Linked DNA regions of Mus musculus: region 2 is linked to region 1. Evidence: chromatin loops called from intact Hi-C (ENCODE). Cell type or tissue: gastrocnemius. All regions are shown on one strand. Each heading gives the region's core, and the rest is flanking DNA. Links, peaks and the distances in the headings are about the cores only.

Region 1 (2,781 bases), core at 282-2,781:
GAGCACAATACCTTGTTCCCAGGAGATTTCTGAGCAGGAAGCCACCACTACCGTTTCCAGGTGGGAGAACAGAAAGGGGGCCAGTCAAGGCTTCGAGCACCCACACCCAGGAGGCACCCTCATTTGAACTCTTCTGGCCCAGGTCCACTGACCAGCCCCTCAGGTCTGTGAGCAGATTCTGAGTCCGAGGGAGAGCTGTGAGAGACAGCCATGGTCCAGACCTTGGGGAGCACCTCAGCTCACAATCCTGGAGCAGGGAGGTGCCAGGCTAAGTAAGACACCAGTTCCTGAACTGGCTCAGTTGTCTTAGAACCATCCTGATCCTTGTTCCCTCTGAGTGAGATGCATTTCCCCCAGAGCTTTCTGTGATTTTCAGGTCCATCTTTGGGGTTCCAGAGGGGAAGCAAAGGCTGGCACGTCTGAGGCTATGGGCCTCCTGCGTCTAGAATACTCTGCTTGGATAGGCTGCGTGCACAAGCTGGCGCATTCCTGTCCTTCAGCTTGTGTCAGGTTTCCATTAAGTCTCAGGGGCTTCTCTGCCTGGAGCCGTGTGTGTGTGTGTGTGTGTGTGTGTGTGTGTGTGTGTGTGTGTGTGCGCGCGCGCGGGGGGTGGCACACTCTCCATGATTTGAAGAGATGAGGTCACCCGTGAGACTCACCATAGCATCTCCTTGGATTAGCTCTCCCTTCTGCCTTTAAAGACACAACTAAGACCCTCCACTGGAAACATTGGCAACTTCCTGCTTGGGTCAGGGTGGGCAGAGGGGCAAGAAACAGTTTGAGTCATAGCTGATGGGGCTGACCAGTGGCAGGTGTCTGCAAACGTATGAATAAATCAGTGGTAGAGTCAGAGCTCCATTTCCTTACCCTAACAGTCTCCCACCCACCACCACGCCTGTTTCATGGTGTGGCACTTTCTCTCCCACGCACATTAATTGTCTACTGAGACAACTGCCTACCTGTTCCTTTGCTCAGTGCTCCCATTCTGTTAGGTTAAAGCTTTGACCTGAAGAGTCCTCCATGAGGACAGGCTATGGATGCAGATCCCCCCCATGCCTAGAACCTGTGGCCACTGAAGGTGGGGGAGGAGCACCTGGGTACTCACAACTCCTAGTAGTTCAGGCATCAGCTCCCACAGTGGCCCTGGGAAGCAGTCACCAAAGGTAGACTCTGTGACAAGGCTGAGTCTGCTATGTGACAGGCAGCTCACACTGGTTGCCCTAGGACGCGACACAAAGACAGCCAGAGTGCCTAGAAGGGATGACAGCTAGTTCTGCAAGAGGCTTTGCCGTCCCAGATTCTGAGGATAATGGTGTGTGTGTTCCCACCCTGAGGGATGTTGTGGTGGGGCCTCCGAAAGTCTGGGTTGTGTCCTCCTGTCCCTGGGGTCCCCAACCCCATCTTGGTTCTTATGAGAACGCTGTGTTTCTGCATCCTTTCTGGTCTCTGTGTTTCCATCTTTATCTCTCTGAGATGCAGCTATCTCTCCCTTCAGATGTTTCTCTCTGTGTCTGTGTATCTCTCAGTCTCTCCCTCTGTGTGTCTTTTCCCTCCTCCCTCCTCTCTCTCTCTGTCTGGGCCTCTCTCTGTTCCTCCTCCACGCTCCCTCCCCCTTCTGCATTATCAGACTTGCTCTAGCCTCCTCCCAGAGCCAGCCTAGCAGCAGAGGCAGTAGCAGCCGGAGAGGCAGGCGGAGCAGCCCAGGCAGCAGAGCTGGATCGTGTGTTGAGTACAGGCAGAGTCAAGAACCAGCCATTGCTCTTGGTTCCTATGCCTGCTGGGAGTGCCCCAGTCAGAACTCTGGGCAGTGGGGACAGGGGGGACGGGGCGAGGTGCCACCTTAGTCTGGCTGGGGAGGCAGATGATGAGGAGTGATGGGGCAGGCATGCGGCCACTCCATCCTCTGCAGGAGCCAGCAGTACCCGGCAGCGCGACCGGCTGAGCCGTGAGTACTAGCAAGGGGATTTGGGGGCTGGATAAGCAGCAGCGAACGATACCACAGACAGGGTCTGGGGAGTCCCTCTCGGAATTGGGGTTGACATGGAGCTCAGCCACATGGGAGGTTCAATCCTGCTGGGGACGGCTGCAGGACGGCAACCTAGTTAGGGGTCTCTGTATAGAGGAGTGATGCCTGGCATCCTTCCAGGAGGTGATGAAGCTGGGGTCCTGAAGAAGGGCTCCTGGCTGGGGGATGGGTGGTGAGAAGCCTGAACTATCCTTAGGGTGGGGTGAGGAGTTTGGCCAAGGAGTTTCTAGGAGCTCTGGTGGCTGAGTGGTGCTTCAGCACCATGGAGAAGGACAATCTTTGCCAGGACTGAGTGTAGAGGAGTCTAGGGTGTGTGTATAGGAGAGAATAAGGATACATATAAGTAAGAGTGATCCTAGAACAAGAGAGTATCAGGGCAATACATTCCATAGAATCAGGAATTAAGGGTTTGGGACATTACTTTATGCAACTTTCACCTCAAAGCCTCCGTCCCAGGATAGTGTAGTGAGAGCCTCGACGCTCCCGCTTTGTTCAGGAGCTGCATGAGTGTATGAAGGAGCCACTGTGAGAAGTTCCAAGGTGGCAAGCAGGTGATGATGGTGGAGTGGTGCTGGTGTGTGTATGTGTGTGTGTGTGTGAGCACGCGTGCACACGCACACGCATGCACACACCTGTGGAATATAAGGGGCATCCTGGGTGTGGAGGTCTTGAGGGTTCTGGGGTCCCTGGGTTGGATGTGAAGCAGGCTGTGTAGGGTTGTGTGGCTGTGGTAGGGTATTTCCTGTGTCTGAGTG
Region 2 (2,804 bases), core at 42-2,541, 450 kb before region 1:
CAGTTTGGGACAGGAATGGCACTCCACAGTTGCTCAAATTGGAGGGCTTTGAGATGTTCACCCCTCCAGAACCATGACTGTGAGAAGTGTTCCTGGAGGTGTGTGGGGACCTAGTCATGTGGGGACCTCTATTACTGTCATCATGTTCTGACACCACCTGTATTTTAATGTGTCAGGTATTGTGCAAACACTTTATATACAGGAAGTGAGCCAGTTCTCACGGGAACTCTACAGGGCAACTACTACTAATATCTCTATTCTACAAGGAAAAGAACTGAGGCACTGAGGGGCATGCTTATGCCCAACCCCATTCCTGCAAGAACTGAGGTCCGAAACAGGCTGGAATGATAAGGACCCCTTGGCCATCCTAGACTGCTATTGGAAGCTCCTTTGCTATGACCCCTCAGGGTCCCGTGGGTCCAGGTCCAGGTCTTTTCTCCCTTGCACTGAAAGTGACACCCTCCTATAGCACACACCATATATACCTAACTGGGAAGCCACTTGCTTCAGCCCTTCGCAGTCAGTTGGGGGTGGGGGCTGGAGGGCTCCCATCACTGGATAAACACAGTGGACTGCCAAGCCTAAGTCCGCCCTGGAGATGAAGACTTTGCAGACCAACGCTTTCACAGGAAAACAAACGCAGAAACAGTTGCAAGGAGTCCATAGGAACTTTGGAGATAAAGGATGTGGTTTCAGAGAAGTGTCCCTGGCTTATCGGAGTGGGTAGGAGATAGAAGGGTCAGGGAGCCTGGCTTCTGACACTCTTCCTCCTCTACATCCAGGGTGAGTGAGCTTGCACTCTCCCAAAGCCTGGATACTAAAGAGTCATCTGTGATTTCTGAAAAAACTTTCAGCAGCCACTAGCAGTAATTCTAGTGTTTTGGGAGATGGGTGGAGGGAGGATCATCAGGAGTTCAGGGCCACTCTGGGCTACAACAGACCCCGGCTCTGGGAGAGGAAGAGGAGGGCAGGAAAAGAAGAGGAGGGAGGCTTTCACAGATACTCTCAACACACAGATACTGGTTGCCTTCCATCATCTGGCTCAGCACCAAGCATCCTGTACCCGACAACCCACACCGAGCACAGGTAGTGCACACTTGTGGTGCACCAGTACCCACCCCGTGGAACCCGGCTGCACTCCATGGCAAAGTCACTGTGGCACACAGGCACGCTCACACCATCTGTACACAGTAAACCCAGTACTCTGCACTCTGTCGGCTCCAAGCGATTGTTTCCCTATCCACCCCGAGGGGTTGGGGGTGGGGGGAACCAGGAGCTTACGACAGGCCGGTCCTGCACTCCCAGTATCCGCTCCCACACTTCCAGTCTCTTTGGTCCCCTCCACCGCCACCTCCGTGTCCCGCCCTTCCTGCGCCCTCACCTGCGCTGCGCAGCACCAGCCCGCGTGGGTCCAGAATCAAGGCTGCGGCTCTGGGAAGCGAACCCTCCACTTAAATGAAGGATCGTGGGTGGTGCTTCAGCTCTGGTCCCAAGAGTACCAGGCTTCTTGCGGTACTAAGCAGGATGACCGGGGAGCGGCGGTGGCCCGGTGGCCTTGGCACCCAGCGTTGGAGTCCCGCCCAGCCTGGATAGGGCTGGGCTGCCTGCCCTTGGTGGGACAAGGAGGCGGCGATAGATTGTTAAACACGCCACGCCATGCTGCAGAGGACGACTCCGAGGGTGGAAGCATGTCGCTAGATTGAATCCTGGATCCCCTAGCTACTCCAGCACTTTCCTGGCCTCAGTTTCCCTTTTTACAGGTTTCTCTGTCTCTGTCTCTTTGTTTCTCTCTCCTTCCCCCTCCCACTCCTTCCTTCTCCCACTCCCTCCCTCCCCTCTCTGGGGTGTGTGTATGAGAGAGAGAGAGAGAGAGAGAGAGAGAGAGAGAGAGAGAGAGAGAGAGAAGGGTTAGTATAATTTGCAATTATCCACTATGCATCAGGGGCTTCCATTTTATCATTTACTTCTTTGTCTGTCTGTATTTTGAGACAGGGTCTCAGGCGTCCCTGGCTGACCTCGAACTTGACCTGTCCCCAAGAACCCCTGATCCTCTTGCCTCCGCGTTCTACCTCCTGGGATTACATCGGGTTGATGCAGTGCTGAGGATCCAACCCAGGACCTTGTGCATGCTAGTCAAACACTCTACCCGCAGAGCTACGTCCTCAGTCCCAGGGCAGTTATTTTAGCGCTTTTAATTCTCAAAGCAATTCCAGAAGTACCACGGCCCCTATTTTAAAAGTGGGAAGGCTGAGACAGAAGTGAAGTGACTTACCCAGTGTCACATGGCTTGTAAGTGGCGGACCTGAGACTTGACTCCAGAGCCTGAGAGCAGGTTTGTGACATTTTCTACACCATAAGCAGCTGCTTCCTGGTGCTCAGAACAGCCAGGACTTTGGAGTTACCGATCCATTTTATAGACTATGAAACAGAAGCCCCGAGACTGTAGCTTGTTCAGGGCTGGCCAGCTGGTAACTGAGCCTCAGACTAACGGCAGGAATTGTGTTTGGAGGGATGCTGAAGATGGGGGCTGTCAGCCCAGCAGAACAGGACAGTGTCTGACAGAGCAGGTGCTCCTCCTGAGTGTCTGTGTTCCTCCTGATGGTCACTGGCCTTCCTTCTCGTCTTCCTTCCTGACTCTGAAGATCTGGCTAGGGGAAAGGGTCCTCCAGTCTCTGATCTGGAGTCCAAGCAGAGTCACCAGGGGTTGAAATGCTTCAGAATTTCCTATAAGGACAAAGTATGGTAACGGTGTGCACTGTAGTATAAAGTGCAGTAATGTGGTAACTGGCTATAGTACACACTAT

What was found. Peaks named below come from ENCODE experiments on the same cell type or tissue, not always from the same donor. Only the 100,000 strongest peaks of a DNase experiment are listed, where the experiment ranks them.
Region 2: a loop joins it to region 1, with 29 times the contacts of the local background. A loop is called at or near these places in 3 of 42 quality-filtered maps.

The regions. Positions count from the first base shown.
Region 1 is chr7:101,420,051-101,422,831 of GRCm38, forward strand. It overlaps a transcript of Pde2a not described here. Among named protein-coding and RNA genes, the nearest start is that of Pde2a, 30 kb to the right of the region's middle. In gastrocnemius, for the core only: no CTCF peak of the experiment used is centred there; a DNase peak (open chromatin) is centred at 1,765.
Region 2 is chr7:100,973,134-100,975,937 of GRCm38, forward strand. It overlaps a transcript of P2ry6 not described here. Among named protein-coding and RNA genes, the nearest start is that of P2ry6, 10 kb to the left of the region's middle. In gastrocnemius, for the core only: no CTCF peak of the experiment used is centred there; a DNase peak (open chromatin) is centred at 1,512; H3K4me3 peaks cover 838 bases.